Linked DNA regions of Mus musculus: region 1 is linked to region 2. The links are chromatin loops, found by intact Hi-C in ENCODE. Cell type or tissue: heart. All regions are shown on one strand. Region 1 holds the start of Trio (triple functional domain (PTPRF interacting)). Region 2 overlaps Trio (triple functional domain (PTPRF interacting)).

Region 1 (2,500 bases), 240 kb before region 2:
TTTCCCTGCTCTCCCTTTCCTTTCACCCGGGCTCCCTCGGCCGTGATTTCTCCCTCCCCCTCCTTCCTTCCCCGTCGGAAAGCAAGATGGAGGCTCGCTGCTGCCGCCGGCGTTCGTGATCGCGGAGCTTCGCAGCCCCGGCCCCCGCCCTCGCGTGTCCGCGCCGCTGCCCGTGCCCCGGCCGGCCACGCCGAGGCCGTGGCTCCGCGCGCCCGCTCCGCGCCAGGCTCGCGGCTCCCGGGCGGTGTCCTCGTCTATGTGGGCGCGCTCCTCGGGCCGAGCCGCCGCCGCCCGCCGCCCCGGGGCTGTGCGTCCGCGCGCCGGGCGCGGGCAGCTGGGTGCTCGGCGCCGCCAGGCCAGGCGCAGGCGGCTGGGTGCGCGGAGCTAGGGGCGCGGGGCCCGAGGCGGGCTCGTCCGCCGCCGAAGCCATGAGCGGCAGCAGCGGCGGTGCCACCGCCCCGGCCGCGTCCTCCGGCCCCGCGGCAGCGGCCAGCGCGGCGGGCTCCGGCTGCGGGGGCGGCGCCGGCGAGGGCGCCGAGGAGGCCGCCAAGGACCTAGCCGACATCGCGGCCTTCTTCCGATCCGGTGAGTACCGCGGTTGCCCCGCGCGCTCGGCCGGCCCGGCGCGCCCGGATCTCCGGCCCGGTATAGCCCTGCGCGCTCTCGTCCCTGTCGCCGCATCGGGGCTCTGCGATCCACGCCGGCGTGTCAGGTTACCCACGCCGCCCTTGTGCTGCGGCTCGTCCCGGGCGCCTTCACTCGCTTTCCCGGCGCTCGCCCCTCGTGCCAGGCTAGACACCCCTCGGCCTCCCGTTTCAGCGGCCACGGCCCCGCGGGTAGGGGCGCCGGCTCTTTGTCTCTTGCTGGAGGGCCGAGGAGGCGGCGGCGGGGACGGCGTGGGCGGAGGCCGGTGTCCCGGAGGACGAGCTCACCGGGACCGGGGACAGCAGCTCTGCCCTGTAATAGCTTTTGGGCCGCTGGTAGCTGGACCACCAACCCCATTATCAGCGAGTGTCCCGACTCGGGGCTCTAGCCTGTCATCCAGCCTTGGTGTACGGTTCTGTGAAACGGGGCAGCCATCGCACCTCAGCCCAGGAACCGAGGACGGTGGCCGAGCTGAGGCGGCGGTCGGGTCGAGCCATTGTTTCTGGGGGAGGCCCGGGAAGGACATCTGGGACCGTGGTGGCCCTTGGGAGAGGCGTGGGACCAGGGCTGGCGGGCACTGCGTGGGTGGCGTGGACCTGGAGGCAGTGAGGGGCAGTTTAGGGTCCGCTCTGGCGAGCCGGAGGTGGCCGAGGAGGAGGCTAGCCCGGAGCCCGGCGGGCGGGAGGGGCGCTGGTGTGCTGCGCAGGGGGCGTGACGGGGCGTCCCGGGGACCCCGGTAACGGCGCCTCCTCCAAGCCCGGCCCGGCCCAGATCCCGCGCGAGCCCGGCTCGCGTCCGCGCGTCCCTGCGTGCAGTCCGGTTTGCTTGCGCGTCCGGGAGGCGGCGGAGGGCAGCGGCGGCCGGGGGCCTGCAGTTCGGAGAGCAGTCCCTGGCCGGCCAGGCTTGGGAGTGAGGATGCAGACTCCGCGCTGGAGAGCCAGAGAGGGCGGCCCAGGTCAGGATCCGGACGGACGGGCGGGCCAGGGAGGGCGCGGGGAGGCTGTTTGCCCGCCTCCGGGAGGACGGAGAGCCTCGGGGTCTGGTGAGCGGCCTGCACCGGGGTGAGCGCGGGAGGCTGACAGCTCAGGGTCTCAGTGGCCTCTTTCAAAGTCAGGTCCCAAACTGGAAGAGATCAGGGCCGCAGTCCAGGTCATTAGGAGCTAGCAATTGAAGCGACCAGCCTTGGGCGAGGCAGATAACTTCTGGGCCGTTAGACACCTGGTTTAGTTCTGTCTTCTTGATCTTTGTCTGGCAGGGTTATTTTTGATTCGTCTTAACCGATTGGTTATGAAGAGAAGTGACACGTTCCGTCTCGACTGTGTCAACTTGGGTTTAGTGTGCTCTTTCCAGCTCTCCCTCTCCGGTGAGGGCCTTGTAGAAAGCTGAGGTTTAGAAAGACATGAACTCCTTCAAATGAAAGCTTTAACGGTTTTTAACAATGTATTATTTATTTTTTAGTGTGTGACTGGCTGGAGGCATGGCCCAAAGCCACCATTCTTTCTTTTTTTCCATCACCTGTCACAGACTAAATGGTTTTGTGCAGAATTCATCTTCCCAATGTTCTTGCGTCCTAGAGGTGGATTTTTTTTTTCCCCTTATGGCTTAATGCACAGTTCAGGAATGACTTGTTTCCAAGATTCTCCAAAGACATGCTGGTCTTGATTGCCTCTCTTCACTCTGGGCTCTGCTCTTACTGTTCGTAGTCCTGGGTAGCTCGTTCGTTTTAGAGTTCCTGATCAGGTAAAGCCGCTTACTGCCTTGTTTCCTTTATTCCACCTCCAAAGTGACTTGAAGGAGCCAGCGCAGATTTTCAGTTGGTTTCAGAGTTGTCCCATCCCCCTTTAGAATTTCATTT
Region 2 (2,500 bases):
ATCCACACAGTAAGCACTGAATTTGGTTTCAAATCTTTTCGAACCTGTTCTAAAGGATGGAAACACAGGATATTCAGCTCAGTGTGAATAAACAAATACCAAAGTGTCGCCGGAGGATTGTTTCAGCCATGCAGACTGGCTGTTTCACATTAACGATTGAGCAGTCTAAAGTCTCTCTCCAATTTTCTCCCACTTACATACCACCAACTCATTCAAAGTTTACAGCATGGTGCATGTGCGTGCATGAGTGCCCCAGGGACCAGTTCTGTGGAAAACAGAACCAGTGTTCTGTCTCTCCTCACTCTACGCATGACCTTGGATATATGTCCTTGTGAGAGCATGGTCTGTGGTTCATGGCACCTCCCCCCTCCTCCCATACACCCACCAGCACTTCAGAATTCTCATTGAAATTTGTTTATTGATTTTTTTAAGCGAAATACATTTATAAAACTATTTTGTTCTCTCACTTTTGTGGGAAAAGGTTTTCCATGCTTGATGGAAAATACATCCAGGAAAGAAATGCTGTGAAATTACATTTAAGGTTACAGCTGATTTTACAGCACATGTAGAGTCCTGAGATATTAGTAATCAGCCATGGGACTCTCCTTGCAGGGAGCCCTAGCCACCCCGAATTGACTTTTCCAGACATCTTGCTGGTGAGCTGCAATCTCTCTTTGGTCTATCTTTGTAAGGAGAACACAGATTTATGGCTTTTCATTCTGAAGAATTTCCTCCAGGTGCTCGGGGTTGGCCTCTGGGGTGAGTGAGCAAGTCCATAAACACGGGGAGCTTGGAGCAATGAGCTCTGGAATCTGTCCAGGGAGCCCCTATTTCCTCTTCCTGCCCGCAGGCATGGGGGTGGGGACTGGGCAGCCACAGCCCGGAGGCTCCGGTTAATTTCTTGCAGTTCTCTCCTAAGACCATGCGAATGTGAAGGATTGGCTCAGGATGCCCAACTATAACAACCGGAAAACCCCCAGGGAATAGAAGCAGCTGAGCATCCTCACATCGAGCCCTGAGTGACTGGATGTGTGTTCCTCTAGGCATCCTGTGTGCAAGTCCATGTCTTCCTCATTGACACCTTTTATTCTCAGAAGCACAGCTGAAAACGCCTCTGCGTGCCACCTTGTAGTCAACTCTACTCCTGTAGTGAAAGTAAGAACTCACAACTGTTAGCTGGGACGCGCAACTCGGTGGAGTTCTAAGGCCACTTCCTTTTCTCTTCTGTCTCCTTAAGCTGGCGGGGCCCAGTGGCACCAAAGTCCTCTCTCAAACTGGCACAGAGAAGAGGGATATGTTGTGCTTGTGGTAACATGGGAGCTGACAATTGAATGTTTCTCCTTTCGTCTCTCTCTTCATCTAAAAAGGAACACAGCACAGTGGCTGTCCTCATCCTGTTCCGTCCCCAGCCCTACGCAAAGGCTGCTTGATTGCTTCCTGTGGCTGCTTGCTCCCTGGAGGTGGCAGTGCCGCCTTATCACAGGGGCACTGATTAAAGCCAAGGACAGGATCCTGCTTTAATTGGTGTTCCTAGCAGAGGCCGTCTTTCTCATTCCCTTTGTCTCCACGGCTGCTTTGTTTCGTCCTGGAGTAACTCCAGGCCCCTCTCCTTCCCTCTCACCAGTGAGCACTAAGTAGCTTGGATAGCTCAGGGAGGAGTTCTTACAGGAGGACTCTGTTGACCACGGGAGATTCTTATAACAGCGCGTTCTTAGAAAGCCTCCTGCCTGTTCCCTGAGGCTCCAGAAATGGGACAGAGAGTTTTCAGCTGCTTCAAAGAAAGGCACCCCAGCCTGTTCTTTTCATTCTTTGGTTTGTGCTGCTGCTGTTTCAGTGTGTGACCGTCCCCTCCACCCCCGACCCCCGCGAGAAATAGGGGAACTAACGGTACTTAAAAGTTCCTAAGTAATGACCAAAGCAGAAGTATGCCATTTTGGCCTAGGAAAGAGGTGGAAAGCAAGATGACGTAAAGCTGGCTGGGACCTGCGTGGCCCTGAGTGTGCTCTGGGTGGACTGTGGTGTGTGCATGCCCACAGGCGTGCTGGCTTTTCCTCCCAGAGCCTGTGGGCAGTAGTGGTATGTATGTTTGTTCAAATGCTCTTTGCTTTAGTTCAGCACCATTTTGATTTTGTTGTGTTACTAAAATGCAATTTAGGAAGAATTCTTACTGGATTAGGACTCTTTTGTTTCTTTTCTTTTCTTTTTTTTTTTTTTTTAAACTAAACCAGGAACCTCGCCATATAATGTGCTGGATATTGGCTCTGTGGTTTGGGAGAGTCAGTCATCTGCTTCCTCCCTCCACAGCTATAACTCTTCCAAGCTAATATCGCATCCCTTGAGACTGGAGCCGGAGTTAACCCACCCCGTGGAGGATGTGGAGAGTGATAATACTTGGCAAGCTCTCTGCAGAACATTCCAGGGCCTCCCCACTGCCCTGTAGCGCTGCATACAAACGAGCACATTGGTATGGGCTCTGTGACAACATTTATAAGTTTGCACG

What was found. A loop is a pair of places that touch in the nucleus more often than their neighbours do. Peaks named below come from ENCODE experiments on the same cell type or tissue, not always from the same donor. Only the 100,000 strongest peaks of a DNase experiment are listed, where the experiment ranks them.
Region 1: it touches region 2 in a loop (2.1-fold over the local background); 2 of 42 quality-filtered maps call a loop at or near these places.

What each region holds. Positions count from the first base shown.
Region 1 is chr15:28,023,425-28,025,924 of GRCm38, reverse strand. It overlaps Trio (triple functional domain (PTPRF interacting)), which reads left to right and starts at 77. Exons shown (of 57, transcript NM_001081302.1): 1 at 77-585. The coding sequence starts at 429. In heart, a CTCF peak has its summit at 1,436; DNase peaks (open chromatin) are centred at 784 and 1,514; H3K4me3 peaks cover 2,373 bases; H3K27ac peaks cover 1,897 bases.
Region 2 is chr15:27,782,746-27,785,245 of GRCm38, reverse strand. The region is part of intron 34 of Trio (triple functional domain (PTPRF interacting)); the gene reads left to right. Among named protein-coding and RNA genes, the nearest start is that of Otulinl, 100 kb to the right of the region's middle. In heart, a CTCF peak has its summit at 1,458; DNase peaks (open chromatin) are centred at 845, 1,455, 1,915 and 2,365; H3K4me3 peaks cover 423 bases; H3K27ac peaks cover 2,385 bases.